Regions from separate parts of the Homo sapiens genome. Here regions 1, 2, 3, 4, 5 and 7 are each linked to region 6. A link is a loop called in an ENCODE intact Hi-C map of the cell type or tissue named here. Cell type or tissue: GM12878. All regions are shown on one strand. Each heading gives the region's core, and the rest is flanking DNA. Links, peaks and the distances in the headings are about the cores only.

What was found. A loop is a pair of places that touch in the nucleus more often than their neighbours do. Peaks named below come from ENCODE experiments on the same cell type or tissue, not always from the same donor. Only the 100,000 strongest peaks of a DNase experiment are listed, where the experiment ranks them.
Region 1: a loop joins it to region 6, with 4 times the contacts of the local background. A loop is called at or near these places in 3 of 110 quality-filtered maps.
Region 2: a loop joins it to region 6, with 5 times the contacts of the local background. A loop is called at or near these places in 3 of 110 quality-filtered maps.
Region 3: it touches region 6 in a loop (12-fold over the local background); 7 of 110 quality-filtered maps call a loop at or near these places.
Region 4: a loop joins it to region 6, with 6 times the contacts of the local background. A loop is called at or near these places in 52 of 110 quality-filtered maps.
Region 5: a loop joins it to region 6, with 6 times the contacts of the local background. A loop is called at or near these places in 11 of 110 quality-filtered maps.
Region 7: it touches region 6 in a loop (5-fold over the local background); 7 of 110 quality-filtered maps call a loop at or near these places.

What each region holds. Positions count from the first base shown.
Region 1 is chrX:57,284,326-57,288,648 of GRCh38, forward strand. It overlaps FAAH2 (fatty acid amide hydrolase 2), which reads left to right and starts at 2,381. Exons shown (of 11, transcript NM_174912.4): 1 at 2,381-2,692. The coding sequence starts at 2,501. In GM12878, for the core only: no CTCF peak of the experiment used is centred there; a DNase peak (open chromatin) is centred at 2,366; H3K4me3 peaks cover 792 bases; H3K27ac peaks cover 481 bases.
Region 2 is chrX:57,812,943-57,817,265 of GRCh38, forward strand. LOC124905232 (a long non-coding RNA gene) reads right to left here. Exons shown (of 2, transcript XR_007068362.1): 2 at 3,685-4,323. Among named protein-coding and RNA genes, the nearest start is that of ZXDA, 95 kb to the right of the region's middle. In GM12878, for the core only: no CTCF peak of the experiment used is centred there; no DNase peak of the experiment used is centred there.
Region 3 is chrX:58,023,993-58,028,315 of GRCh38, forward strand. No RefSeq gene overlaps it. Among named protein-coding and RNA genes, the nearest start is that of ZXDA, 120 kb to the left of the region's middle. In GM12878, for the core only: a CTCF peak has its summit at 2,213 (motif pointing left); a DNase peak (open chromatin) is centred at 2,179.
Region 4 is chrX:56,976,507-56,980,829 of GRCh38, forward strand. It overlaps a transcript of SPIN3 not described here. Among named protein-coding and RNA genes, the nearest start is that of SPIN3, 17 kb to the right of the region's middle. In GM12878, for the core only: a CTCF peak has its summit at 1,861 (motif pointing left); a DNase peak (open chromatin) is centred at 1,815.
Region 5 is chrX:57,927,634-57,931,956 of GRCh38, forward strand. It overlaps the pseudogene MYCLP2. Among named protein-coding and RNA genes, the nearest start is that of ZXDA, 19 kb to the left of the region's middle. In GM12878, for the core only: a CTCF peak has its summit at 1,945 (motif pointing left); no DNase peak of the experiment used is centred there.
Region 6 is chrX:56,801,280-56,805,602 of GRCh38, forward strand. All of the region lies in intron 2 of NBDY (negative regulator of P-body association), which reads left to right. Among named protein-coding and RNA genes, the nearest start is that of NBDY, 74 kb to the left of the region's middle. RefSeq lists an enhancer at 2,164-2,303. In GM12878, for the core only: CTCF peaks have their summits at 1,776 and 2,439 (motif pointing right); DNase peaks (open chromatin) are centred at 1,716 and 2,452; H3K4me3 peaks cover 931 bases; H3K27ac peaks cover 2,264 bases.
Region 7 is chrX:57,592,651-57,596,973 of GRCh38, forward strand. It overlaps ZXDB (zinc finger X-linked duplicated B), which reads left to right. Exons shown (of 1, transcript NM_007157.4): 1 at 1-4,323. The coding sequence ends at 1,810. Among named protein-coding and RNA genes, the nearest start is that of ZXDB, 2.8 kb to the left of the region's middle. RefSeq lists a silencer at 49-238. In GM12878, for the core only: no CTCF peak of the experiment used is centred there; no DNase peak of the experiment used is centred there; H3K4me3 peaks cover 1,504 bases; H3K27ac peaks cover 217 bases.

The sequences.
Region 1 (4,323 bases), core at 192-4,191, 480 kb after region 6:
ATGGTGCCACTGCACTCCAGTGGCGCTCCAGCCTGGGCGACAGAATGAGACACCATATCATAACAAAACAAAACAACAACAACAACAACAACAACAACAAAACCTGGAATATTATTCAGCTTTTAAAAAGCAGGAAATTTAACATTTATTTTAAAGATAAATCTTAATGGTCTTATGATAAGTGTAATAAGTCCATCATAAAAAGTATGAATCCACTTATACGAGTTAGCTAAAGTAGTTGCACTTTTAAAAAGAGAAAATAGAATGGCATTTGTAAAGGGCCAGTCAATGGGGAAAACAGGTAGTCGATTCATGTATAGTATGTATTCATTTTGCAAGATAAAAATGTTCTGGTGATATGTTGCCAACAATGGCAATATACTTAACATGGTCTAACTATTAATATAAAATTAAAATATTTAAGATTGTAAAAAAAAAACAGAAGCTTTACATCCATATGTGATTTAATCTTCATAACACCATATGGCAGCTGTTATTCTACTTTACAGATGAGAAAACACACCTAGGGACATTAAGTGATTTGTTCAAGGTCAAAAACATAATGAGTGCTGGATCTAGGATTTGGATTCAGGTCTGTCTGGTCAGAGCCCAATCAGTGAGCATTCTTTGTACCTCAGGCTCACATATTTGTCATTTACAACTTAAATAAAGTAACAAAAGTTGGGCAAAGTAAATATTTTCATTTTGACAAAACCTTTCTCTGGTAAGGAAGTTTCACTCAGCTAACAGGTTTTGCTCAGAACTGTAATGGAGCCTAGATTATGACAACCTGCTTTATCAGCTTTCTTTACTGGATCTGCTAGATGTGCCTGTCATGATTAACCTGCTTTCTACCAGGTGCTTGAATTAGGCTAGAAGTGCTGTGATGACACTTTCAGTATCAACCTAAGTTCTGCAGGTGAAAAGACAGTGACCTGGATGACGTTGTCATTTCACCTACCCAAGACCTTAAATGCCAAGCTCGAATCCCTATCTTCAACGCTCATTATCTCATAATCACATACCTTCAGCCTACAAACCTGTATTGACTTCTCATCAAGCCCTATGTCAGGCTCTGGCAATACAAAGAGGAATTAGAATGACCCTGTTCTTCGAGGAGTTTATATCTAGATGGGGCATAGACACAAAAACCTAACACATAACAGAGGGTTGTAAGTGCTATGATTTTGTTAATCTGTGGAGTGCAGGGTTACAAAAGAGTGGCATCACACCCAGTTGTAAGTTCAGGGAAGACTTACTGGAGGAGGTGGTACTTGTCCTGAACTAGATGAAGAGGTTGGGAAAGCAGATGCAAAGATAAGGAGGGAAGAGAGAACTTTCGGATAGTTGTTTGTCAGGAGCTTAGCATGTGAGGGATAGAAGGGGTTAGGGATGAAGCATAGAGTTTTTCAGACACCAGTCATGAGAGTCGAATGCTGGACAAAGTAGATGGGTCTTGAATCTGTGGAAAATGGAGAATTATTGCGGAGTTATTGGCAGGGGTGTAATATTGTCAGATTTACATATTAGAAAGAACACTCTATAAATAAAGGCAGAGTGATCAGCTAGATTATTTGTAGAAGTTCATGTAAACCTCAGTGAGATCTGAGCCAGACTGAGTTGAGAAGGAAGGGCTGGATTCTGTCATGAGAATAAGAGAAATGGAAGAATCTGAAGTGATTCTAGATTTTTGGCATGGCTGACTGGGTGGATGAAAATTCCATTTGTAGACCTGTAGGGGCAGCAGTCTGGGGGACAAAAGGATGAGTTTTGGACTTGTTGAGTTTGAACGATCTGGAAGACATTCACATGGATATGTCAAAAAAGGCATTTCAAGTGTCCAGTTTAGGAGACAGATGGGCTGGAGATTTGATGTTCATCAGTACTACCTGTTAGTGATCTTATAAGGATTAAATAATATGCATATGGAAAATATATATATACTTGCCATTTAGTTGTTTGTTGAGCATACTGAATATTTGCATACAAAGGTATACTTACAACACTTTTTTCACAAGCACAGCTGAAATAAACTATAACAACTACCACTTATACTATTTACCATAAATTGTGCTAAATGTTTTTACTTATTATCTAGTGTTTATGGTAACCCTTTGATATAGGAGTAGTTATTCCCATTTTTTTTCTTATGAGTAAACTGACTAGGAGATATAGTGTAGGTTGGCCAGGGCTACACAGTAGCAGAACTGGGGAATTCCAAGGCCAGTGTTCTTTCTTATGACGCATTTTCTGTCTTGGGTTACAACAGCACTAACGACAGGTAGCATTGCACACAGGCAGCTGCTGGGAAGTCTCCGCCCCCATCTCTGGCTAGGAGCCCTGCAGGTGATGATAAACAAGCTCCTGTGGAATTGTGGGTAGACACTGGACTTGTAAACGAAAAGCTTCATAAGTCCCTCTTTGCTTAGTACTTTTCTCGTCCTTTCCCCAGGGTGCACGTAACCCTCAAGCACTAGGACCGTGCGGAATCCAGGCTGCGATGGCACCTTCATTTACCGCCCGCATTCAGTTGTTCCTCTTGCGGGCGCTAGGCTTTCTCATAGGCTTAGTAGGCCGAGCAGCTTTAGTCTTAGGGGGTCCAAAGTTTGCCTCAAAGACCCCTCGGCCGGTGACTGAACCATTGCTTCTGCTTTCGGGGATGCAGCTGGCCAAGCTGATCCGACAGAGAAAGGTGAGAATGCAATTCAGAAGAGGCTGGAGGGACAGGTCTTTTAGCAGGATCCAGGAAGCTTAGTGGTGGCGGTGGTTGTGGTTTCCTTTCCATTCTCTACTAGGGCGACTTAGGAGAGGCATTTATTGGGGATGAAGGGAGACTTCTGGGTGTTGTAGTACGTTTATTTTTACCAAGGACATTTACTGTGGGCATGGGTTGGACTATTTTGGTACCGTCATAGTCCTTCCTATCCATTTGTCCTATTTGTGCATAATTACTGTGTGTGGGGTAAAGCAGGTGTGAATTTCAAACTGATTCTCAGCTATGGAAAGTCAGTCTCTCTCTTTCTCTCTCCCTCTCCCTTTCTCTCTCTCTATTCTTCCGTCTCTCACAGGCCCCAGATCAACCTGCTGCTTACCATTCAACCAATTCTTTTTAAAATTGATTTAAAGTAAAAGTAGTACTTGGTCTAGGATAGTAAAAGCTGCGTCTACCATATATTTATTGCATAGTATATGTGAAATACTCTGCCTGGGTACTTAAACATATTCTATTTCACGGATGCAGTTATATAGGCAATATTCATATTTTATGCATAAGGAAACTGAAGTAAAATGATTTGCACAAAAATTGTTGAAAGTTCTAAATTAAAAAAATTAAGCAGCTCATTCGTTCTCTATAGAATTGTGCAGGCAGGACTATTCATCTCTGTCATATAAGTGATTGGTTACCTGGAGATCTTGAGCTACAGTCTAGTATTGTTTATTTATACTCTGCTTGTTTTCACCTCTCTGCTGTTTCATTTGTTTTTCGTCATTGCTTTATTTCCAGAATCTACAATACTACTTAACAAAGAATAGGCATGCAGCAAATACTATCTCAGTATGTGCTCCTGAATGTATGAATTATTAATATTTGTATTGTACTCCTGGTTACCTTTCAAAGACATATCCTGTCTTCTTGCCGTACCCCCTCCCCAGCCTCTACCCACTCATGCATGCTTTTCTACCAGTTAGGGAGGCAATGGGATGTATTCGGTTGGTGCAAAAGTAATTGTGATTTTGTAATTGAGATTTTGACATTACTTTTAATGGCAAAAATCACAATTACTTTTGCACCAACCTAATAGTAGAAAGATGATATATTTCAAATTTTGGACTGTCTGTTCATGGCTCTGTGACCTTGTGCCACACCAATAGCAGATAATACATATCAAGAACCTGGCACATAGAAGATTGTGTAACATAATGATTAGAAGGATGGACTCTAGAGTCAGACTCCCTGGGTTCAGAAATCCTAGCTTTTCTACGATCTAGCTCTGTGATCTTAAAAACATTTCTTTTTTTTTTTTTTTTTTTTTTTTTTTTTGAGACGGAGTCTCGCTCTGTCGCCTGGGCTGGAGTGCAGTGGTGCGATCTTCGCTCACTGCAAGCTCCGCCTCCCGGGTTGACGCCATTCTCCTGCCTCAGCCTCCCGAGTAGCTGGGACTACAGGCGCCCGCCACCATGCCCGGCTAATATTTCGTATTTTTTAGTAGAGACGGGTTTTCATCGAGTTAGCCAGGATGGTCTTGATCTCCGGACCTCGTGATCCACCCACCTCGGCCTCCCAAAGTGCTGGAATTACAGGTGTGAGCCACTGCGCCCGGC
Region 2 (4,323 bases), core at 99-4,098, 1.0 Mb after region 6:
TTTCAGAGGCTGTTATTGATCTATTCAGGGATTCAACTTCTTCCTGGTTTGGTCTTGGGATGGTGTATATGTCCAGGAATTTGCCCATTTCTTCTAGATTTTGTAGTTTATTTGCATAGAGGTGTTTATAGTATTCTCTGATGGTAGTTTGTATTTCCATGGGATCAGTGGTGATATCCACTTTATCATTTTTTATGCATCTATTTGATCTTCTCTCTTTTCTTCTTTATTAGTTTTGTTAGCAGTCTATCAATTTTGTTAATCTTTTCAAAAAACCAGCTCCTGGATTCATTGATTTTTTGAAGGGTTTTTTGTGTCTCTATCTCCTTCAGTTCTGCTCTGATCTTGGTTATTTCTTGCCTTCTGCTACCTTTTGAAAGTGTTTGCTCTTGCTTCTCTAGTTCTTTTAATTGTGATGTTAGGGTGTCAATTTTAGATCTTTCCTGCTTTCTCTTGTGGGCATTTCGTGCTATAAATTTCCCTCTATACACTGCTTTAAATATGTCCCAGAAATTCTGGTACATTGTGTCTTTGTTCTCATTTGTTTCAAAGAACATCTTTATTTCTGCCTTCATTTTGTTATGTACCAAGTAGTCGTTCAGGGTACAGGTTGTTCAGTTTCCATGTAATTGTGCGGTTTTGAGTGAGTTTCTTAGTTCTGAGTTCTAATTTGATTGCACTGTGGTCTGAGAGACAGTTTGTTATTATTTCTGTTCTTTTACATTTGCTGAGGAGTGCTTTACTTCCACCTATGTGGTCAATTTTGGAATAAGTGTGATGTGGTGCTGAGAAGAATATATATTCTGTTGATTTGGGGTGAAGAGTTCTGTAGATGTCTATTAGGTCTGCTTGGTGCAAAGCTGAGTTCAATTCCTGGATATCCTTGTTAAATTTCTGTCTCATTGAGCTAATGTTGACAGTGGGTTGTTAAAGTCTGCCATTATTATTGTGTGGGATTCTAAGTCTCTTTGTATGTCTCTAAGGACTTGCTTTATGAATCTGGGTGCTCCTGTATTGGATGCATCTATGTTTACGATAGTTAGTTCTTCTTGTGTAATTGCTCCCTTTACCATTATGGAATGGCCTTCTTTGTCTCTTTTGAACTTTGTTGGTTTAAAGTCTGTTTTATCAGAGACTAGGAATGCAACCTCTGCTTTTTTTTTTTTTTTTTTTTTTTTTTTTTTTTTTTTTGCTTTCCATTTGCTTGGTAGATCTTCCTCCATCCCTTTATTTTGAGCCCATGTGTGTCTCTGCCTGTGAGATGCGTCTCCTAAATACAGTACACTGATGGGTTTTGACTCTTTATCCAATTTACCTGTCTGTGTCCTTTATTTGCAGCATTGAGCCCATGTGTGTCTCTGCCTGTGAGATGCGTCTCCTAAATACAGTACACTGATGGGTCTTGACTCTTTATCCAATTTACCTGTCTGTGTCCTTTATTTGCAGCATTTAGCCCACTTACATTTAATGTTAATATTGTTATGTGCGAATTTATTCCTGTCACTGTGATGTTAGCTGGTTATTTTGCCCGTTAGTTGATGCAGTTTCTTCCTAGCTTCAATGGTCTTTACAATTCGGCATGCTTTTGCAGTGGCTCGTACTGGTTGTTCCTGTCCATGGTTAGTGCTTCCTTCAGGAGCTCTTGTAAGGCAGGCCTGGTGGTGACAAAGTCTCTTCACATTTGTTAGTCTGTAAAGCATTTTATTTATCCTTCATTTATGAAGCTTAGTTTGGCTGGATATGAAATTCTGGGTTGCAAATTGTTTTCTTTAAGAATGTTGAGTATTGTCCCCTACTCTTCTGGCTTGTAAAGTTTCTAGTGAGATGTCTGCTGTTAGTCTGATGGGCTTGCCTTTGTGGGTAACCCATCCTTTCTCTCTGGCTGCCCTTAACATTTTTTTTCCTTCATTTCAGCCTTTGTGAATCTGATAATTATGGGTCGTGCATTTGCTCTTCTCGTGGAGTATCTTTGTGGCATTATCTGTATTTCCTGAATTTGAATGTTGACCTGCCTTGCTAGGTTGTGAAGTTCTCCTGGATAATATCCTGAAGAATAATTCAGGATAATATCCTGAATATCCAACCATTCTCCCTGTCACTTTCAGGTACACCAATCAAACGTAGATTTGGTCTTTTCACATAGTCCCATGTTTCTTGAAGGCTTTGTTCGTTTCTTTTTACTCTTTTTTTTCTCTGAACTTCTCTTCTTGCTTCATTTCATTCATTTGATCTTCAATCACTTATACCCTTTCTTCCACTTGATCGAATCGGCTACTGAAGCTTGTGCATGCGTCATGTAGTTCTCATGCTGTGGTTTTCAGATCCATCAGGTCATTTAACATCTTGTCTGTGCTGTTTATTCTAGTTAGCCATTTGTCTAATCATTTTTAAAGGTTTTTAGCTTATGATGGGTTGAAACATCCTCCTTTAGCTCAGAGAAGTTTGTTATTACCCATCTTCTGAAGCCTACTTCTGTCAAGTCATTAAAGTCATTCTCTGTCCAGCTTTGTTCCATTCCTGGCGAGGAGCTGTGATCCTTTGGAGGAGAAGAGGCACTCTGATTTTTAGAATTTTTGGCTTTTTTGCTCTGGTTTCTCCCCATCTTTGTGGTTTCATCTAGCTTTGGTCTTTGATGATGGTGACCTACAGATGAGGATTTGGTGTGGACATCCTGTTTGTTGGTGTTGATGGTATTCCTTTCTGTTTGTTAGTTTTCCCTCTAACAGTCAGGTGTCTCAGCTGCATATCTGTTGGAATTTGCTGAAGGTCCACTTCTGACCCTGTTTGCCTGGGTATCACCAGCAGAGGCTGCAGAACAGCAAATATTGCAGAACAGCACATATTGCTGTCTGATCCTTCCTCTGGAAGCTTCATCTCAGAGGGGCACTTGGCTGTATGAGGTGTCAGTCGGCCCCTACTGGGAGGTGTCTCCTAGTTAGGCTACTCAGGGTACAGGGACCCACTGGAGGAGGCAGTCTGTTTATTCTCAGATCTCAAAACCTATGCTGGGAGAACCACTGCTCTCTTCAAAACTCTCAGACAGGGGTGCTTAAGTCTGCAGAAGTTTCTGCTGCCTTTTGTTCAGCTATTCCCTGCCCCCAAAGGTGGAGTCTATAGATGCAGGAAGTCCTCATTGAGCAGTGGTGGGCTCCACCCAGTTTGAGCTTCCCAGCTGCTTTGTTTACCTAGTCAAGCCTCAGCAATGGTGGACGCCTCTCCCCCAGCCTCACTGCCACCTCACAATTTGACCTTGGACTGCTGTGCTGGCAGTGAGCAAGGTTCTGTGGGCATGGGACCCGCCAAACCAGGCACTGGATATAATCTCCTGGTGTGCCAATTGCTAAGACCATTGTAAAAGCACCGTATTAAGCCAGGAGTGTCCTGAGTTTCCAGGTACTGTCAGTCACGGCTTCTCTTTGCTAGGAATGGGAATTCTCTGACCCCTTGCACTTCCTGGGTGAGGCGATGCCCTGCCCTGTTTTGGCTCACACTCCGTGGGCTACACCCACTGTCCAACAAGTACCAGTGAGGTGAACCTGGTACTTCATTTGGAAATGCAGAAATCACCCATCTTCTATGTCACTCATGCTGGGAGCTGTAGACTGGAGCTGTTCCTATTCAGCTATCCACACCAGGATCCTTTTTCTTGTGCCAATTAGGTAAATGACATGGACACACATGGAGTGGTTTTAAAAAGTGGAAAGTTTAATTAGGCAAGAAAGAAGAAGAAAGGCTCCCTCCATAGAGAGGGAGGGGGGCCCTGAATGGAGAAAAACCCCACATGTGGTGGAAACGTAGTTGGTTATATTCAGAGGCTAAAGGAGGTGGTTTCTAATTTGCATAGGGCCCAGGGGATTGGTGTGACCAGATGTGTCATTCATGTAGCCCATGAAAAACCTGGCCCTCTCACCCTAGTCTTTTAATATGCAAATGCTGGTCGCCATGATGTCTTGCACACGTGGTGTTATCTGGAGGTGGCCATCACACCTGGCACACATGGTGAAAAGGAGAAGAGGGAGGGAACTGCCATGTTGGTTGGACCTGGTTTCTAATCACTGGCATTTACATATCAATGCTTAGTCTGATTTTTCAAGCCACTTTCTGTTAGAAAAAAAATGTTTTAAGGGTTGCTTTTTATTAAAGGATATTTCCACTGAGAACCTTTACCCTTTCTAGTTGCCTAAAAATTATTTCTAAATAACTCCTGTATTAGTCCCCCTCAAGAGAAGTAAACCTACCTGCTGTTAGGGGGCTTTGGACAATAATTCTTTCTAGCTAATTCCTGCTGGAAAAGGGGCGTTCATGTGGGGGGAACAGCAGTTG
Region 3 (4,323 bases), core at 212-4,211, 1.2 Mb after region 6:
TAAAACTGTCAAAGTCTTAGAAGGAATAATTGTGGAAAATTTTCGTGATGCTGGATTTGGAAAATTTTGTTTTTAGATATAAAACTAAAATCATAGGTAACAAAAGAAACATTAGATAAATTGGACTTCATTAGTACTAAAATCTTATGTACATGAAAACTGTCAATAGTGAAAACTCAAACTACAGAATGAGAGAAAATATTTGCAAATCAAATATCTGTTAAGAAATTAATAGTCATAATATATAAACATCTGTTACAACTCAACAACAACAAAACCCAGGTGAAACGTACAAATATTTGACTATATATTTCGAAGGACTTGAATGAACACTTCTCTAAATGAAATATATTGCAGCTCAACAAAAACATAAGCAGATGTTAAACATCAGTAATCATTGAGAAAATGCAGATCAAACTCCAAATCGGATCCTACTTTACACCCACTAAGATGGATACTAACTAAAAAAAAGTATATAACAAATTTTGGCAAAGATGTAGAGAAAGTAGGCCCTTGTGCGTTGTTGATGAAAATGTAAAATAATATAGCCACAATGGAAAACTATCTAAGAGCTCCTCAAAAAATAAAAAAAAAATAATTATCATATGATCATAAAGTATAAGTGTATATCTAAAAACATTGAAAACAAGCATGAAGAGATATTTTTAAACCCATGTTCATAGCAGCTTTATTCACAATAGACAAAAAAGGTTAGAGCAACAAGTGTCCATCAATGCTTGATTGAATAAATACAAGGTGGTATATACATATAATGGAATATTATTCATCCTTACAAGGAGTAACATTCCAAGGCATGCTACAATGTGAATGAACCTTGAAAGAATTATGCTAAGTAAAAAGAGCCACCAACAAAAGGAAAATATGGTATGATTCCTTGTATTTGAGATTCCTAGAATATTAAAATAAATATAGGTACAAAGTAGAATAGTGGTTATCAATGGCTGGGAATGGGAGTAGTTTGGAGTTATGGTTTAATGGGCACAAAATTTTAGTTTGAGATGACAAAATTTCAGGAGTTGGGTAGTAGTGATTATTATGCAATAACGTGAATGTAGTTAATACAACTAAATTGTATAATTAAAAATGGTTAAAGTGGTAAATTATATATTATTTGCGTATTACCATGATATTTAAGTCATTAAAAAATGATTAGGACTTTTGGGTTCAGTTCAGACAGATAAGAAGTTGAGAACAGAAGCTTTTACTTTTTAACAAGAAATGAAGTAGACAAACAAAAAGTTAACTATTTTTCAAGAACCTGCTGTGGTGAAATAGAATATTTTTAGACTTCCTAATTTTTTTGGATAAAGCCTTAGCCTTTGAATAACTATTTACATATAATGAGACAGGTATCTTGCCATTTGCTAATGTCTATTGTATCGTTTCCAGAGATGACAAAAGAGTTATGTCCTGGACTAGTTATCTAAATTAAGATTTGAGGTGCTAGAGATTCTGGAGTGGCTATCTTTCTAGATATTTGAATTTCTAGGAAGAATAAACTCTGATCTTTTACACATCTATGGGTCATAAAAGCTGAGAGACATGGGCCTGTGTGGCTCCTGGAGAGATTTTATTATATACCAGCATATTGGCATAATGAGAAGGTCCTTTCAGGAGGGAATGAAAGCAGCTATCCCCTTTCCATTTGTAAGCAGAAAGGAATATTTTTTTCTTATTCATCTATAGAGTGTCTAACTACTGATGTAGGACAATTGACTTGGTGATCATGTCACCATAGTGTCCATGAATAGGCAAAAGGCAAGCCAACATACTTATTACATACTGTGAGGTATAGTAAGAAAACTTATCTAATCTAGAACAGCTCATGTGTACACTCAGAATAAAATTAATAAACATGAATATTAAAAACTTAATTCTCAGCAGAAAATTGAAGCCAATGGATATGTGACCGTCTCAAAATCCTGAAGGCTCATGGAAGAAGACACATGAACCATTTGCTTTCCTGGAGGAAAAAGAAAAAATGTTAACACCATATAAACTGATAGAAACATAAAATTAAAAATAACTATGAATTGCTGAAGGCCAAGTACAAGCTAGTTTGTCCGAAGCTGGTGGGGGCCACAGTGGTATTGAGGTTGATGTCCATTTGCAACCTCTTTTTTTTCCCCCCTAGGAGTTTCAACAGGCTTTCGGGGGAAGAACAGATCAATTGGAAGACAGCTCCCTCTGCTGGTGCTAAGTCGAGAAGGTGGTAAATAGTCACTGTGACATCTACATAGGCTTAAGTCCCTTGTGGAAAAAACAAGTTTAATTTTTAGGAGAAAAGGATACCAGCAAAGGCCGTTAGTGAAACGGTATTAAAGTTGAAAGGAGGAAAATGTCATCAGCACTATAATCTTTGTCTCACTTAAGAAAAAAGGCCTTAATTTGCGGCAGGGAAGTATTTAAATATACAGACTGTAAATATTGGAGGGTACATTTTTGTGGCTTAGAATGTGAATGGGGGAAAATACAAAATAGGCCTCCGAGAGAGGGAAGATGAAACACTCGAGACACATCCCTGTGAGATAGAGCTACTGTGCACTCTAAAAGCCAAGGCTTAATTATAACATTAATGAACATCTCTTCAATACATATTACGGACACCATAACAAGGCATGAATATAACAGAGAACTATCACTGGGAGAGTTGCAAGAGACAGACTCCTTGAAGAAAAGAAAAATAAAGATACAAAGTAAAGAGGGGAAAAAGGGGGTGACAAAAACAAGGTCACTGAAGAAATTCATAGCAACAATAACAAAAAAATGTAAAATGCAGTTGAACTCTTAGCTAGATAAACATAAATTCCTGCACTATAGTCCTACTTGTCTCAGTCTTAATTTCCCAATAAAACATGCCCAGCTTTCAACATCAAAAAAAATTATTAGGCATGTTAAAATGTAAGGGAAAACACAGTCTAAAGAGCCAAGACTATAATTAAGACAATAATCAGATGTGACATATATTTGTAATAAAGTTTGAAGTCAAGCGACATGATGCTTCTAGCTTTCTTCTATGTACTTAGGATTTTCCTGGCTAGTCAAGCCTTTCTTGATTCCATATGAATCTTAAAATAGTTTTTCCAATTCTGTGAAGAATGTCATCGGTAGTTTGATAGAAATAGCATTGAATATGTACATTGCTTTGAGCAGTATGGTAATTTTAATGATATTGATTCTTCCTATCTGTAAACACAAAATGTTTTATATTTCTTTGTGTCGTCCCTGATTTCTTTGAGTAGTGTTTTGTAATTCTTACTGTTGAGATCTTTAGATATTTTATTCTTCTGGTGGCTAGTGTGAATAGAATTGCATTCCTGATTTGGCTTGTAGCTTCGAAGTTGTTGGTGTATAGGAATGCTACTGATTTTTGTACATTAATTTTGTATTCTGAAACTTTGCTGAAGTTTTTTATCAGGCCAAGGAGCTTTTGAGAAGAGACTATAGAGTTTTCCAGTAATAGAATCATGTCATCTGCAAACAGAGATAGTTTGACTTCCTCTCTTCTTATTTGGATATCTTTTATTTCTATCTCTGGATTGATTTCTGTGGCCAGGACTTCCAATTCTATGTTGAATAGGAGTGGTAACAGGCTGTCCTTGACTTATGGTGATTTTCAGAAGGGAATGCTTTCAGCTTTTTCCCATTCAGTATGATATTGGCTGTGGGTTTGTCATAGATGGATCTTACTATGTTGAACTATATTCATTCAATGCCTAGTTTATTGAGGATTATTACGTGAAGCATGTTGAATATTATGAAAATCCTTTTCTGCATCTATTGAGATAATCATGTGGTTTTTATTTTGTTCTGTTTATGTAATAAATCACATTTATTAATTTACATGTTGAACTAACCTTGCTGCCCACAGATATAGTCTACTTGATCCCAGTGCTTTAGCTTTTTGATGTGCTGCTGTATTCCCAGTATTTTATTGATAATTTTTGAATCTCTGTTCATTAGGTATACTGCCCTGAGGTTTTCTGCTTTTGTTTTATCTCTGCTAAGTTTTGATATCAGAATGACTCTGGCCTCATAGAAAGAGTTGGGAAGGATTTCCTTCTCCTCAATTTTTTTGAATAGTTTCAGTAGAAAGAATATCAGCTCATCTTTATACATCTTGTAGAATTAAGCTGTGAATCTGTTTGCTCTTGAGCCTTTGTGGCTGGTAGGCTTTTTATCACTCTTTCAATTTTGGAGCTCATTGCTGGTTTGTTCAGGGATTTGATTTCTTCCTGGTTTACTCTTGGGAGGTGGTATGTTTCCAGGAATCTGTTTTTCTAGGTATTCTAGTTCATGTGC
Region 4 (4,323 bases), core at 164-4,163, 180 kb after region 6:
AAACAAGAGGCTGAAACAGAAATCATTCTAAAAGTTAATGTCCTAATGACCAGCAGAAGAGGGCAACTTCAGTTAGGTAGAGAAAAACTTGTGAGTGGCTATGGAAACTGAGAAAAACTTTCAACTTAGTAGGGAAGAAAAACATATCATGGAAGAAGTGAGCATATTGTTGCTAAAATAGTTTTACCTGCCACTGAAATTTATGCTCTAAAGGGAAAAGAAGACTTTATCATCTTTTTTGAGGAAAGCTGCTATTTATATATTTAGTTCTTTTGAGGATAGCAATGGCCCATGACTGTTTCACTGGGGAGAGTTTGAAATAGTCTTTAAACTCAAATAAATGGACCAAATTAAATTTGTCAGTATAGATTTAGTAAAATAAGATTGCTAGCCAATAATTGCAGAAAGAAAAAGTATCATATTTGTTCACAAAGTCCAATATTTTGTTCATTTAAAACAGCTTTGAGTGGAGCTGTTACCTGTTTATGTAATTTTTCTTGTTGAAATGAACAAAATAAAATTCCCTAAAAACTGAAATAAAATCAGAGAATTGTACACCTCCTTACCAGAGACTATAAAGCATCTAGCAAATATGGTGAAACTGGGACCAGGTCAAAGGAGGATGTTGAGCATATCTTCTGTAATCTCAAACTGAGTCTAGAACTCCAAAGGACCTACCCAATATTTTACCTGGAAAGATAAGAAATAAATATTTGAATTAACGTGTCACTATTGAAATTCATGCATAAGTACACAATAAATGTGTATGACAATGTTCTTGGTGGCATTGTTCATAATAACCACATTTTGGAAACTGTCCCAATATATATCAACAAGGATTTGCTAAATAAATTATGCTTTATTCACACAATGGAATACTATACAAAGAAGTAACTCTGCATATAAGAACCTACAAACATGTTCACGTTCTATTAAGTGGAAAAATTTATAGAGGAGGATATATACTATGGTTCTATTTCTACAACTTCGTATATGTGCACATAGATGGATTTAATGTACAGGTGTATATATGCGTTTTCTGCCTCTCTGGTCCTCTCTGTGTCTCTACACACATGTGTACATGCATGCATAAAAATACACAGAAAGGAACTTCTATGGTTTGAATATTCCCTCCAAAACTTATGTTGAAACTTAATCTCCAATGTGGCAGTATTCAGAGGTATGGCCTTTAACAGGTGATTGGAACATGAGGGTTCTGCCCTTGTGAATGGATTAATCCACTGACAGATTATCATGGAAGTAGAACTGGTGGTTTTATAAGAAGAGAAAGAGAGACCTAAGCTACCATGTTAGCATACTTAGTCCCCTTGCCATGTGATGCCCTGTGCTACCTCAGGACTGCAGAGAGTTTCTACCATCAAGAAGGCCCTCACCAGATGTGGCCCCTCAATCTTGAACTTCCCAGCCTCCAGAACTGTAAGAAATACATTTTATTTTTTTAAATAAATTTTCAGGTATTTTGTTATAAGCAACAGAAAATAGGCTAAGACAGGTGCCATGAGTGAGAGTGAACCTCCAGAGTTTATGATCATTTGATACCTAGGAGCTGTGTTGGACTTGACATAGCCAAACCTTGATCAGACTGTTGATGGCCTACATGTGATGTAGGAAATATATGGGACATTGTGTGATTGTCTTTAATCAAACCATAAAGCTAGACCACACTGCTTTAGGCCTAGACAGAATTTCCTCCAAAGGGAATATGTTGCCACTGTCAGATTCAATGTATGAACAGGAAATGAAGACCTAGGAGGCAGGCCTTACCTTGACTATGAATGAAGAAAAAGTACTCCTTTCAGTATCTGGAGCTGGTGAAAAATTTGGCCTTGAACTCCACCTTGTGGACAGATGTGGAGATGCTATAAACACTTCCAGTGGTTGGAAGGTGAGCTGTCTGAAGCCAAGTGAAGGCAGAAAAGGAAGACAGACAGGAGAGTCAACTTGGTAGGAGACTCTGGGATGCGTCTGTGCCTGAATAGTTGTAATTATATTCAGTGTAGCATTTTCCTTCTTACATTCCAAAACTTTCAGTAAAATCTTGTAAACGCTTACCTTATGCCCACTCTTAGGATTAAATAGAAAAGAGGCCATCCTGTTGGTTTCACAGCAGTCACCCATGAAGAACAGCTGTTCCTAGGAGAGATGATTGCCCAGGGTTTAGCACCACCAGAAGCAGGAACATGCTACCGTCACAAGACTGGAGCAGAAGATCCTGAGAGGCTTGCTCATGAGCACATGTGGGGATAATAATATTAAGGATAAATAATCTGAAAGCTCTGTAAATGGTGAAACCCTTTTAATTAACAGTATTTACCTGAGGACAGGACTCAGTGAGGTAAATATGATCTTATGTGGAGTCTTGCAATAAGTTTGTCTCCCAGCCTCCAGCCACTCCAGCCCTAATATACATATACCCTTTATACTTCTGGACCTTTTAAAGCATGCATCTGATCCTACTGTCACTGCTCAAAATCATCAGTACTTTCCCTTCTGCCTGCAGAACAGATTCCAAATTCCTTAAACCTTCATTGAAAGGCCATTGTAGATTACAGTGTTAGATTAAACTCAACATATATTTCCAACCTCAGCAATCTCTATACATCTTTTCACTATCTTTAGGTATATGAGAGTCCTAGCTGTTCTACAAAACCTGATAGTGTAATCTGGCAAACATAGTAATTTTGGCTTTTATCCAGCTTGGCCCTGCTGTTTTTTTTTCAAGAGGTCTGAGTCTGCATTGGTTACCAAGAGTTTCTTAGTCAAGCCCTACCTATATGGCAGTCAGTAGGAATTTCTGCCAGAGTATGGTGAACCAATCATTGAGATTCTCCAGTCCATCATGGATTATTCAGTGAGAGAGTAAAAGTGGATGAAGCATCACCAGTTTGCCACCATCTTAACCCAGAAACAAAAACACAGTAAAAAGGAAAGTACACTAAAAGAACCAAACAGCAAACAAAACAACCAGTATTCCAAGTGAGATTTATTTTGTTATGTTCTATTTTTTTGTTAGTGGCCTTTTAAGCTGCAAAATATAACTGAATATGAATTAAACTGTAAACACATAATTGACACATTTATCTATTTTTCTCAGAGACAAAGGCACAGTGCTAGTTTTTCGGTGAAAACATTCTAAACCATGTTAAAACATGTCCAGTTTGTAACCGGCCTTTAGAATTTGTATAGGGCTGATTTTCTGCCTAGAAACTGATGCTATTATGTCTCTTCCAGCTTTATTAAAAAGGATTTTTTCCTGTATGTTTATATCAGATCTAAAGCCCTCACAAAACATGAAGATATAATTAAATGTAATCATTTTTGCTGATTCTCTGGACTTGGTCCTAAGGTAGATAAAATTAAGACCTCGTTCATAGGACAAGTTGGTCATTTATCCAGTGTCTACCTATGACCATTGTTGTCCATATGCTGACTTAAAATTGCCCCTTCACGATTCATGACACAGCACTGTCAACAACTTCACACGTGTTTTCACACTCTAGTTCTGCTTGGATCCTCACTAAATCTTGTGACGTACTCAGATCAGATTCTGGTTCCACCTGACAGACCAATGTAACTATTCGGAAGAGAAGTTTGGTATTCTCTAGCAAAATCGAAGATGTGCCCACCCTATGACCCAGCAATTCTAGGCATATGCACAACAGAAACTCATGTGCAAAAGGAGAAATGTGTAAGGATATTTTAGAACAAGAATTAAAAACAAACAAACAAACAAACAAAAAATCCCAAACTAACAATTACCTAGATATTCATTCTTTGGGAATATATACATTGTGGTATAGCCTCAAAATGGCATTTTATATATCCATATGAAAAGGTCACAAAAATAGAGTGAAAAAAGCAGGACACAAAAATACTGGCATAGTACACTATATGGGTAAAAATTTAAAACATGAAAACAATATATATTTTGGGGATACATATATAGTGAAAAAATAAACTAGTAGGAAGGACATATCAACTACAGTTCAGCGACAAAGGAAAAAAATGGGGTTGGAATAAAATAAGAACTAAAAATGTATCTCTCTTTTTTAATTTCCTTCATTAAAAAAAAAAGGGACAAAAGAAGAAGGGGCAGCAGCAGTAGCAGCGTGGCTTGGGAGTCAGACATACTGATTTAAGATGTGACTCCTATAGGACTTTACTGTTACTTTAAACCCTTTCCACTCTCTGGACCTGTTTCATACTCTGTACAAATGAGGAGGGAGACTAGACAATCTCAAGGCCCGCACAGCTCTTAAATTCTATTTTTCTGTCCTTACCACCAGTCCTTGTCTGTATATG
Region 5 (4,323 bases), core at 188-4,187, 1.1 Mb after region 6:
CTGTGCCCAGCTGATATCTATTTTTTTAAAAAATACTTGGTTTACCTGTTTTGTTCACTCATATGCGAGTGCCTCATAATTCAGAATCTAATTTGGTGTGTGGCTAGACTAACAACGTTCTTCTTGGACTGCCAATAACACCTGCAAAACCTATCCCACACTCATGGGAACACATCAATGCTATTTATTATTGGCAATCAACAGGAAACTCAAGCACAATGCACAACAGTCACAGCAAGGAGGAACATGCAATTGCCAACTACACCAAACGTGCCTATAGCCTTAGCCACAGCAACATATAAAATGGTAAATCTAACCTAATGCAGGGCTTGCTTCTGCCAACCTGATTTTAGAAAATATAGTGTAATACTTCTTCCCTGGCAACGCTGCATCATATACCTCACTTATTTAGATGAGCCGATTCTCCTAACCGTTGACATTCAATAACCTTATCCAGAGACTTATCTCACGTAAATGTATAGACAATGGTGGGCTGAGCCCATGACAAATTTAGTTAACCCAGGTGCTGAATGCAAGGTGGATAACACAAGCTTGTTTGACTATACCATTTTCTGCTCCTATTAACACAACCTGGAACTTCTGGAACTTCACAAAGCCATGTGAACTTCCCTTCAGTGGAACAGAGAATTCAGGCAGCAGAGGGAGCCTGGAGGTCCTGTAAAGGAATCAGATGGCTTCCCTATCACAATCTTCTCCTCATCCAACCCTGAAGAATATTTCCTGCACTTGGGATTGGTGCAAAATTCCAGTAGAATTTTATTCAACAGTGGAACCCCCTCCCTCAAGTACTTTCCGCCACCAAACCACACTAGATGTGACTCCCCAATGTCACAAATGAGCTTTCCAAATAGTTCCTCATGGTACTAACTTCCCTAGGATCACTAATTTTGGAGGCAGTAGGAACAGCATATGTGTGGAACAGCACACCACAATTAAGAGAAACACATAGCCATGTTGCAGGAATTACCCACAGAAATTAGATAAACAGCCCAAGGACTGAAACTCTTTGCTGAATCTCACTGTACTTTAGTGGCCATGGTGTGAGATAACTGCATAGCCCTAGGTCAGGCTGCTGGAGGGGTCACAGGGCACAGGGGCTGTGTGCTTGCTAAAATTATCTTCCTGCATGTGCGTAGATAACACCAAGTTTTACAGATAGCTGGGGTCATGTACCAAAGGGGATATAAATGCCACTCTATTGACTAAACGGACTGGTCAAAACAAAATTGTCTCCTTTCAAATTTATTCTACTGGCTGCCCAAGTGGGCAGATTGGCTGAGAACTGGCTTTTAAAATCCTAATTTGTAGCCTTATAGCATTCTGGGTCTTGAGGATGCTTCATCGCTGGCTCCCAACTGAGACTCCATGAAATAGCATACAACTTAGATTGTAAAACAACATGGGGCCAAGGCATGGACTGTTAAATAAGTGGATTAATATCTTTAGATGGTGCCTTGTATCTTGTTCCCTATATTCAGAGACAGCTAAGACCATTAGCTCAAAGCTCATTGGAACTAAAATCAAATGTTTACACACCCAATTGCTTTAAATATGGCCCCCAGTAAGCACATTTTTGGCCCTTTAGAACCCACCCACATTGCACCCTCTGTAAAACCAGACACACCATCTGCTAGCCGTAGATAGGACATACTCTGGGGCTGGACAAAAGCCCCAAGCCTCTGATGCCCATGGGAACTCTCTGACACAGAGACTCCACACCTGGCTGCTGAGTAACATCCCATAGACACATGAGCCTCCTGTCCAATTCTTCTCTCCTTTGGAAGTTGCCTTGAACTCTTCCTCTTCTGGGTGGTGGCCTCTTGCTGCTGCCTCTGGAAGGTCTCCTGCTGTGAGGGAAGTTCCACTCTCCTGAAACCTTTCAAAGGGCCAACCAAATAAAGCATGTTGTGTGCTACTGCCATCTAATGGTCATGACTTTTTCCTTGCTCAGCCCTGATATCCAGAAAATCAACACACATACTTAATGGCAAACTTTGTCAGAAGCCAAGATAGTGGAGAAACAATGGTCAGATATTGTTGAGATAATTGTCCATGGCCTTTCTACATTTATTGTAACAGCTTTTGTCTCTAACTATAGTTTGAAGAATACTTGTATGTCAACATTTGACTGGCTGCTCCTCATTTCTCCTGTGTGATTTGGGGCAGAGGGCAAGGGGAATTAATGCAAACATGAACCAAAACAAACTCTGACCCAAGAATCTCATATATTCTGCCAACATCTGTGAAACTGAGGTATGCTAGTTTGTGAGCTTGCAAGTAGGGTACAGTCTCAAACTCTTCACATTTCTTGCCAATTTTGGTAATGAAGATGAAACATAGCATTCTGGAAAGTGATAAAACAAGGGTGCTTCACTGGCCTGGTTAGGGGATATGAGAAGACTCCTCGGGATTGGAGAGCAAATGCTTTTTCCCGAATGGATTGGCACTAAGTGCATTAAAGGCCCTTCCCCACTCACTCTCCTACCTATTAATGAAGCTGAGGGGCAGGATGCAGAATTAAACCAAGCTGTTTGAATCATGGTTTGGTTGTTGTTCACTCTCCTCTGCATGGGAGGAAGAAGGGATGATGTCATGGTGCTGAGTCAATGACTTGCCAAACCTGAATAAGTGGCGTCAGCAGTGAAGATATAGAGTTTTCAGTGGAAAAAAAACCATCTGAAGTTTGTTTGGTTGAACCACACTGCTGGCTACTGGAAACCAAATGCAAACATGCCTTGCTTACTAGTATAGACAGAGTCTTTTCTCTCTCTCTCTCTGCATTTCCTAACTCCTGGTTCTCTTCCTTTTCTCACTTCAGGTGCTATAAGAAGAAAGATGATTAGTGGTGAGCCAGAAGTCTCTCTGTCCTCAAGACAGACTAAAAGGCATATGCATGGTAGGGTACTTCAGGAAAGGGACGGACTCACATGTTCACAGAACTGTTACATATAATCTCCCATGACACTATCTTATCTGATTTTCTGGGGAGTGGAGGGAAGGGGTAATAGGTATGAGGTAGATGAAAGCACCAAGACTGTGGAGCAGAGCTGCTGGGGAAATCAAGGGACAGAATGGAAGAATCCCTGAGCCCTTACAGTTCTGCACAAATGGAGGTACACAGGAGAGGATTTAGCATACAAGCTGGGGCAAAGAGCCAGAGGGATTACAAAAAAGGCTTACAGTCCCCACCCCTCGCCTCATCCCAAGACTCCCCTGCAATCCCTACATTCTGGCCTGGACATAGGGAAATCCCCTAACAGCTCTTGCTGTAACCCCTGAAATTCCTGTAGTGAACTCTAGGTCTGAGTTCATTTAAGGGAAAAAAGTCCAGAAAAGCAATTGTTGGGGTTTGGGCATGGTTCACAGTGGGGTTTGGAAGCCAATATGACTTTGTACAGGGACGCCTTTGGGAAAGTTGAATAAACTGTTCTTGTTGCTTCTACTTATAAATGGCAGGATTTGATGGGTCATATGCTTGTAATTTCTCATTCTACAGGTCTCATATAAAGTCATCCCCATCACAGAGAGACAGAGGTAGAGGGAAGTGTTAGTGGAACAAACTCCAATGAGATTTGTCAGCAGTGGTTGGCTCAGGATTTAGCATTAGTGTCTCTACCTTCTAATGTTCAATATTTTCACTATATACATAATAATTGTGTCAGCTGGCCGGCTAGAAGTCTCAGTCTCAAGGGTCCTCAATGCAGTGTTATTACATATCTGTCAGCAAGGGTGGCTGATTTATGCTCCCAAATACAGGGGCCTGCTTGCCAAGTAATCTCTTGGGACTAAGCAGGCAAATTCACAACATTAGATCCCTCTAACAGGAAAAAATTGACGTCTCTTCATACAACCTGCCACCGAAAAAGAGGCTCAGAACCTCAATCAACTCCTTGAATATTACATACAGGACAAATCTGTGTAACTGATGATTTTGCCGATGGGGGCACCTGGCAAGGGGAAGCAGTCAACACCCAGAGAGATCCCTTGGGGAACTGGACTTGTTGCCTCCCTAATATGGCTACAGGGTACATCCCTTTTGAAAAGCAGCTAATGGCTTGCAATTGGGATTCTGTCAAAACTGAACAATCGATTCATGGAGAATTTGTTACCATCTGGCTCGATATTTCCATCTTTGAGTTGGTCAACTCAGACTCAATGACTAGCAGGTAGGAAGGGGTCAATAAGCTTGGCTTATGAAATGGAAACGGTAAAATCAAGAACAGTCATCTGATCCCACAGACATTTCTTTTTTATTATATTTATTTTCTTCATGTTTGAGAAATATTTTTTGTCAAGATGTCC
Region 6 (4,323 bases), core at 58-4,057:
TGTTCTTATTGTCTTTCTGGTTCTTCTTCCTCTTCCTCCTCCTCCTCTTTTTTCTTTTTCTTTTTCTTCTACTCCTTCTCCTTCTCCTTCTCATTTTTCTCTTCTTTCTTCTCTTTTTCCTTTCACTTTTGGCTCTTGGCGGGTCAAGCATTATACTGAGACTGCTTCTTCCTCTGCTCCTGGTGATGCAGGATGCCCCTTTGCAGAACAAAAGTGAGAAAGGCCTCATTTGTTCTTAAAGGAGCAGATATGAAGGTCACCAGTTCAGTCCCTCTGGTGTTCCACAAAGGCGCCAATGTGTTACTTTTCATGAAATGTCACCATGAACCCACCCCTTAACCTGTTCCTCATGGCTCACCATTCTTTCCCATTCTCTTTGTGGATGCTCTAAATGTGTAATCCTGAGCCAGCAGGAGCCTTGGCAAGTTGTCCCCCTTTGTCTTTTCTTTCAATCCAGCCATGTGAACACAACGATCCAGATTTCAGTGTGTATAGGCAGGCTGTCTCTCCCACGTGCCCATTTGCCCACTCTCACTCACACAGGCAGGCACCCAGAGACCACAGACACAGACACAACCACATGGACTCACAGGGAAACCCCGACAACCACAAATATAATCACAAACACACATGCACAGGGAGATACACACACAGACACAAAGACATACACTAACACATGCACACTCACAAACTCATAGACACACACACACACACACACACACACACACACACACACAAATCCTCACACAGGCCCAGGGGTGCGGGCTCAAGCATTCACCCACACAGACGCACACACACATGTGTCGCCATAGCCACCAGACTGCCCACGAACTCTCCCATAAAGGCTCTCAGTCGGCCACAGGCAATGGGCTATGGGTGAGGATTCCTGGCTCCAGGCCTGGGTCATTATGCTGTTGATTGGGCACCTAAGGCCTTCTCCTGAGAATGAATGCGGGAAGTCTGTTATCAGATAAGCCCCAGCAGCCAGTGTGAAACTGGAGCCTCCTGGGTCAACCTGCTTAAAAAGGGACCACACCTTGGGTAGAGGCAGACAGTCCCCTTGGGACCCTTGGCCCTCTGTGATGCCATGGGAATCTGTGTTGCGTGGTGGCCTTCCCCAGTTCCCCTAAGCCACCCTCATGTCACCCCTCCCCCCCACCCCATGTGAAAGCCAGGACAGCCTGCACAGAGTCAGACTTCAGTCAGTTGCTGAGTATCCCCTCTGAGGGAGATTCCTGCCACACGCCCTGTGACTGCCTGTTGAGCTGTTCGCTCATTTTGGTGACCTCCATGTGCCAGCCCAAGGTGGTAAACTCTATCTGGAGCTCCAGGCTTTGGGAGAACCACCAGTCCTGCAGCAAAACCTTGGGTAATTCAGCTGGGTGACCAGCACCTTGTCCTGGGGCGGCAGCCCCATGATCCCAGTCTTCCTGTGGTTTCCCAGTGGCCATGATTATGTATCATTTGTCTTCTATTTTTCTGCATGAGCATGAGCCATGAAACCTGGAGAGGGCCAAAGGAAAAGCAAAGGCTGGCGGCATAAAGAGGATTTCCGCAGTGTCTCCTGCCTACTGGTCCTAGGTCGTAGGGTCCCTTAAGTTTGGTGGTCAACCTGAGACCAGGTGGCTGGCTCCTTTTTATCCTCCCTGTCTTTTTTTTGTTTCTCTTTCCCTTTTCTTTTTTTCACATTGGAAAGGGTGGAGGCCGTCGGATTGGAGGGGCAGGGTTAAGCTTGTAGTTGGCCTTTGTAGAGCCATAGTGCCATCGAGCGGAATCTGTTTCTGGAAACTGGAGGCAGCTGGGCATGAGTGCTGGAGAAATCCCAGGAGCACGAAAGAGATGGTGGCGGTGTGGGGCCCCCAGGCTGAAGCTGGACGAGAGAGGAACTCCTGGCTGGCCCTTTGCCCTTGCTCATTACCAGGATGGCACCCGGGCTCCACAGCCCTCTCCGAAAAAAGGGCAGGAAGGGGCGGCCCTCCATGGGTTCCCCTGGCCATCTCCAGGAATTGCCGGGCAGGAGTCGTCCCGCCCACAGCACCCCACAGCTCCTTGGTTCACTGGGAGGATAGGGGACCTCTGGCCCCAGCGTGATTCCAGGCAAGGGCACCCCAGAACTCCCCACAAAAGAGACCAGTGTAAACGACCCCAGTCTCGGCCGTCAGTAGTCAGTGGCTTCCCTTAAGCCCACCTCAAGATGGCTGCCAGGGCACCTCCGCACTCTGGACTGACTGGTCTTGGGGCTGCCTGGCTGCTCTGTCCCTGGGCCTCTAGATTAGCTGCTTCTCCGTGGGGTCCAAATGGCAGGCACACTTCCTTCAAAGGTTTAAAACCGCGATGGGGGAAACTCTGGCTTAGTCAGAGTCCACCCAGCCCGACATATTCTCGCTGAAGTCTGTGCCTGTCAGAAGGCAAGTATCCCTGCAGCCGGTCGTGTTCAGAAACAACTGCCGCTGGATGGCAGTGTGGCTCCAGAAATGGCAGTCACTTATTTCCCTTGCTTTTCTCTTTCTCCTTTTGCTTCCAACAAAACAAAACAAAACAAAAAGAAAAGAAAGAAAGAAAGAAACCGGCCAAGGAGCGCTCACCTCATCTACAGCAGGACTCCCCACCTACATGGTCTCTTTGGGGAAACCTGCAACATGCGAAAGGCTCTCTGCCTCCCTCCTTCCCTCTGGATTCCTCTCTGGGCAGGGGTCCCAGTGAGCCAGAGGAGCCTATCCTCAAGAAATCCCACCCTTGGGGCTGTGGCATGGTGGGGATAGGTCGCACTGGGGGCAATGTGAAGGGGTATGGGGGAGGGGTGTGTGAGTGCATGGGCCTGCTTGTAGGCCACTGCTGATTACTTCTCTGAATTTGCACAAGCCTCCTAAGGAGACCAGGCTGCCTGCTTGTGAGCACTACGCTTGTAAATAGGGAACACACTGTTTCTTGGGGAAGGGACAAAAGCTTGGATCAAAAGCACCCAGGTCCAACAGGCATCCATAGATTGTTGACCCTTCTAGCAGAAGAAGGTCGGGCCAGGTGTCTGTCAGGATGAGACTCGACAGATTGGACACCTGTCCCAGGCCTTCAGCTACTTTTCTCACTGGAGCCCAGGCACTCATCCATGCCCAAGAGTAGGAGGGGTATTCTGGGTGGCTTCCACAGGCGGCTCTCCTAGAGAAAGCCACTTGGCATAGCTGATGGAGCATGTGTGCTCACTGAATGTGATGGCTCACCAGTTAATTCCCCGGGCATCTTAGTCATTCTGCCAAATACATGGGTAGCCAGGCCCCAGCCATGCTCACTTTCGCCTGGGCCTCCTCTGTGTTCCTGTGCTGGGCATGGAAGTGAAGGTTGAGGCTGGCGTGTCTTTGCAGATGGTGAGGTGGCTGTTCCTTGGTTTGATACCGAGCACTCTGGGCTCCTCAAGCTGAATTCTATTGCTTGTCAGATTATTCAGCCTGGAAAATGGATGAGACAGTGGAGGACAAATTGTGCCACCCCTTTTGGGTCTCCAGGCAGAAATGGGAAAGCCATGCATGGGTCCTTCATACAGAACACTTGTTGAGATGCAAAGCTGTGGCCTCATTGCTCTAAAGGTTGCATGTCTTACCCATGCCTCTCAGTGACTGGAGAGCAGCATGGAACACAACCATCTCAGAATATTGCAAATGTTTTCTTTCTTCGCTTGTTACAAGTCTTCCTGGATGTGTAGGCTGCACTGGGAACGTGCAGAGCTTTAGAGGAGAGAAAATTCACCCTACAGGTTATGATTCCCACACTCAGAGGGGTATGACCTACTCTCACGAACGTCAGTTTCATGCATGGGCTTGCACTCTCAGGGCATTCCAGGAAGAAGGGCAACAGTACCATGGAACAGGAATCACTCCCTTTCTGTCACTTGTCAACAAATGTGGATCCTTTTCTCATGTGTAGTAATCACCATGGGGGCACCTCCAGTGCCTGCATAAGGAAAATGCAAGAAGAAAGGAATGCAGGAAGATCTGGACAGAGTTCTTCGGGGTGGCATTGGGAGTCTGAATGTCAGAGGTCCTCATTTTTAACATTTAACTCCCATCACATCTCACCTTTTTCCTGTCTTTATCTGTGCTTCCATACATCCTCAGGCACATACATGTATCCTCACCCATAGTCACTCAAAAGTGTAGGCCCAGGCACCTCCCGTAAAACCTGGATCCCATTGTCTAGACAACTCTAACTGGGCAGGGTTCCTCAGCTTCCAGGTTCTCTTTTGTTCATCTTTCTTGTCCCTATCTGTGTGGCTTTCCAATATTTGCTGGCAGAGGATGCAGGATGGGGTGGTGGTGGGGGCAGTGGGGA
Region 7 (4,323 bases), core at 7-4,006, 790 kb after region 6:
TGCCCAGCAGCCCGGGTGTCTGATCGCCCCGCAAGCTGGGTTCCCGCATGCCGCGCACCCGGGTGACTGCCCAGAGCTGCCGCCAGACCTCCTGCTAGCTGAGCCGGCCGAACCCGCGCCAGCTCCGGCGCCTGAGGAGGAGGCGGAGGGCCCGGCCGCCGCCCTGGGCCCCCGCGGACCGCTGGGCTCCGGCCCAGGCGTGGTGCTGTACTTGTGCCCCGAGGCGCAGTGCGGGCAAACCTTCGCCAAGAAGCACCAGCTGAAGGTGCACCTGCTGACGCACAGCAGCAGCCAGGGCCAGAGGCCCTTCAAATGCCCCCTGGGTGGCTGCGGCTGGACCTTCACCACCTCTTACAAGCTCAAGAGGCACCTGCAGTCGCACGACAAACTGCGGCCCTTTGGCTGCCCGGCAGAGGGCTGTGGCAAGAGCTTCACCACAGTGTACAACCTCAAGGCGCACATGAAGGGCCATGAGCAGGAGAACTCATTCAAATGCGAGGTGTGCGAGGAGAGCTTCCCCACGCAGGCCAAACTCAGCGCCCACCAGCGCAGCCACTTCGAACCGGAGAGGCCTTACCAGTGCGCGTTTTCTGGCTGCAAGAAGACATTTATCACAGTGAGTGCTCTGTTTTCCCATAACCGCGCCCATTTCAGGGAACAGGAACTGTTTTCCTGCTCTTTTCCTGGCTGCAGCAAACAATATGACAAGGCTTGTAGGCTGAAAATTCACCTGCGGAGTCACACCGGCGAGAGACCTTTCCTTTGTGACTTTGATGGCTGTGGCTGGAACTTCACTAGCATGTCCAAACTCTTAAGGCACAAAAGAAAGCACGACGATGACCGGAGGTTCATGTGCCCTGTGGAAGGCTGTGGGAAATCTTTCACGAGGGCGGAACATCTGAAAGGCCACAGCATAACCCACCTGGGCACAAAGCCTTTCGTGTGTCCTGTGGCAGGCTGCTGTGCCAGGTTCTCTGCTCGCAGTAGCCTCTACATTCACTCCAAGAAACACCTGCAGGATGTGGACACTTGGAAAAGCCGTTGCCCGATCTCCTCTTGTAATAAACTCTTCACATCCAAGCACAGCATGAAGACGCACATGGTTAAAAGGCATAAGGTGGGCCAGGATCTCTTAGCTCAGCTAGAAGCAGCAAATTCTCTCACACCCAGCAGTGAACTTACCAGCCAGAGACAGAATGATCTCAGTGATGCAGAGATAGTGTCTCTCTTCTCTGATGTACCTGACAGTACTTCTGCTGCATTGCTGGACACAGCATTGGTGAACTCTGGAATCTTGACTATTGATGTGGCTTCTGTGAGCTCGACTCTGGCAGGGCACCTCCCTGCTAATAATAATAATTCCGTAGGGCAGGCTGTGGACCCTCCGTCCTTGATGGCCACCAGCGACCCTCCTCAAAGTCTGGATACCTCTCTCTTTTTTGGAACGGCGGCCACTGGTTTTCAGCAGAGCTCCTTAAATATGGATGAGGTCTCAAGTGTAAGTGTGGGGCCATTGGGATCTCTGGACTCTTTGGCCATGAAAAACTCCAGTCCAGAGCCTCAGGCTTTGACACCCAGCAGTAAGCTAACAGTGGACACAGATGCTCTGACTCCTTCGAGCACCCTTTGTGAAAACAGTGTCTCAGAACTACTGACACCAACCAAAGCGGAGTGGAACGTACATCCTGACTCTGACTTCTTTGGACAGGAGGGAGAAACCCAGTTTGGATTCCCCAATGCAGCAGGAAACCATGGTTCTCAGAAAGAAACAGATCTTATCACTGTGACTGGCAGCTCATTTTTGGTATGAACCAACTCTATTCATTCCTCATCATGTGGCTTACTTTTATTACAGTCAATTTTGAGGATATTCTGGACTAAATATTTAAGTGCAGTCATTTCTTTTTGGTTTGCAAAAAGAGCACAGCCCTGGACTACAAGTTTGGAGATTTAAATTCTGATCTTGAGTTTGGAACTGACAAGTTGTGTGACCCTGAGCAAGTCAGTTAACCTATCTGAGCCTTAATTTCCTTATTTATAAATTGAGGTGGTTTGAATAGATTGCTTTTAAGGTCTTTCTGCTCTGTGATTCCTTGATAATACATTTCTTTCCTTGAAAAATATGAGGACGTTTTTCAGTGATGTGGCATGCGTTTTTTTTTAACTGCCCCCCCAGCCCTGACATGTTCTTTTTTTGGCAAACATACATAATGTTACATCATACTATGATGAACATCCATGTACTTTTCACTCAATTTCAGCAATTATGAATCCATGAACAATCTTTTTTAACTTAGCCTCACTCACTCCCCATGTTCTAGTATTATTTTGTAACAAATAGCAGACATCTGATCATTTTATCCATAAATATTCTTTATATATCTCTGAAAGCTATGGGATGATATGGAAAAAAATGATAATTCCATTATCGCAAGTGATATTTACAGTAATTCTTTAATATCAGTAAATATCCAGTGAGGGTTCAAACTTCCAATTGCCTCATAAATGCTACTTGTTTTATTATTTTTAATTAGTAGAATCCCGTAAATCTCCTAAGTGTCTTCTTAATCCGTATGTTTCCCTTTCATCTTTCTTTTTTTCCTTGCGATTTTGTTTATGAAATGAGGTTGTTTCACATGTAGCATTTGCCACAATTTAAGTTTTGCTAATTGCATCCCTATGGTAATGTTTGCTTTCCTCTATCCTCTGTTTCTTTAATTTGCTAGTTATGTCTAGAGACTTGATGAGATTGAAACATGGCTTTTGGCATGAATGTTTCATAGGTTATGTTGTGTTCATTTAGTAGGTGGCGCATAATCTGTGGTTTTCTCTCTTTTTGTGGTATTAGCAGCTGCTGCAGATAAATGCATTAATTCATGATGCTTCTGATATGATGAGTCATCTTTGTAGAGTTACTAAGCATTAGCAAAGGAGGAAATGCTATGTAATAGAAATATTATTCAATGCCAAAATATTTTCTTAAATAGTCATAGAACTAACAAGAAAAAATAGATAGCAAAAAAATGTGTTGGCTGTTCTCACTGTTTATCTTCCTAACTTCTTTTGATGATGGAAGGCAGTTTTGTGGAAATTGCCAGCCAGGACTTTGACATGAAACAGACCCAGGGCTAAATTTTGGCTCTGTGGTGTTGGATAAGTGGCCTTGAATAAATTAGTTATTAAGCTTCAGTTTTCTAGCTTTTAACTGATTATAACAATGCACACACATACCTGACACACTGTTAAATTTTCTTCTCTTCCTGTTTCTTATGTTAAGGAAAGATACTCTGTGTTTTGGCATATGTTGGTGAATTTGTACCATTTTTATCCTCTCAGTCCTTCCTTTTATAAGACAATAATTGGAGTAGTTTAATCTTATTCATGTGCAGATAAAAGAGGTTTATGAAGTTTAGGGTGAAGTAGGCAAGGGAATCTGTTTACTCCCTCTTCCCTCTACTGAATAATTTTCCCTCTACTGAATAATTTTCCCTCTAAGAATTGCTGTGGGTAATACCAGGAGTGGGGACATTGCCCACATGCATAAGAGCGTATCTCTCCATTCGATCAGTTTGTCACCATCTTTGCTCTGTTTTGAAAGTCAGGCTTCTCTGTGACTGTGAAGCCTGCTGTTCCCTGAAAATCTGATAATGGAGCAGTGGAGGTTTTTTTCTTTCTGTGCTCTGTAGATCTCATTGTTTGCACTTGTAATTTCCCAGAGTTGAAAGGAAAGATTGAACTGGAATATTGTGTAAACTATCTGTCTTACATTAGTGTAGCATTTTGCAATTTGGGGAACATCTTCACAATTTGTGTCTCGTTGTTCAGAACAACCCTGTGAAGTAGTTTTGGCAATGTCTGTGTTACATTTCATGTAATTTAGCCAACTCCCATTCCAACTAGGCTTTGGCTAAATCTGACAATTTTATATATAGCTTAAAACAAAGAATATACATTCTTTTCACCCCTCCCAGTCTACCCATCCAGCCTTCATGATTCATTCCTGTGTCAAGGTTAGTCGCTGTTTTCCATTTGAATTGGTTTCTTTTATGGTCAGTTTACTTTCTTCCCTCTCCCCTCCCTTTCCTGCACATCCCCATCCTTGCTATGCCTTTCTGTCCTCTTTTATAATGGATATATCTTTTTCCTGCCATTATCCCTCAGACATTCTCCTCATGGCACATTTTCTTCAAATGCTAACATTTACTGAGTGTACATTGAAGTTCTGTGCATACAGGAAGAAGTTATTTTCTGAGCTTAGATAATACTATGTGTATATGTGATTAAAATGAAGATTATTTTCTAAAGCCTTCAAATTAGAAGTGG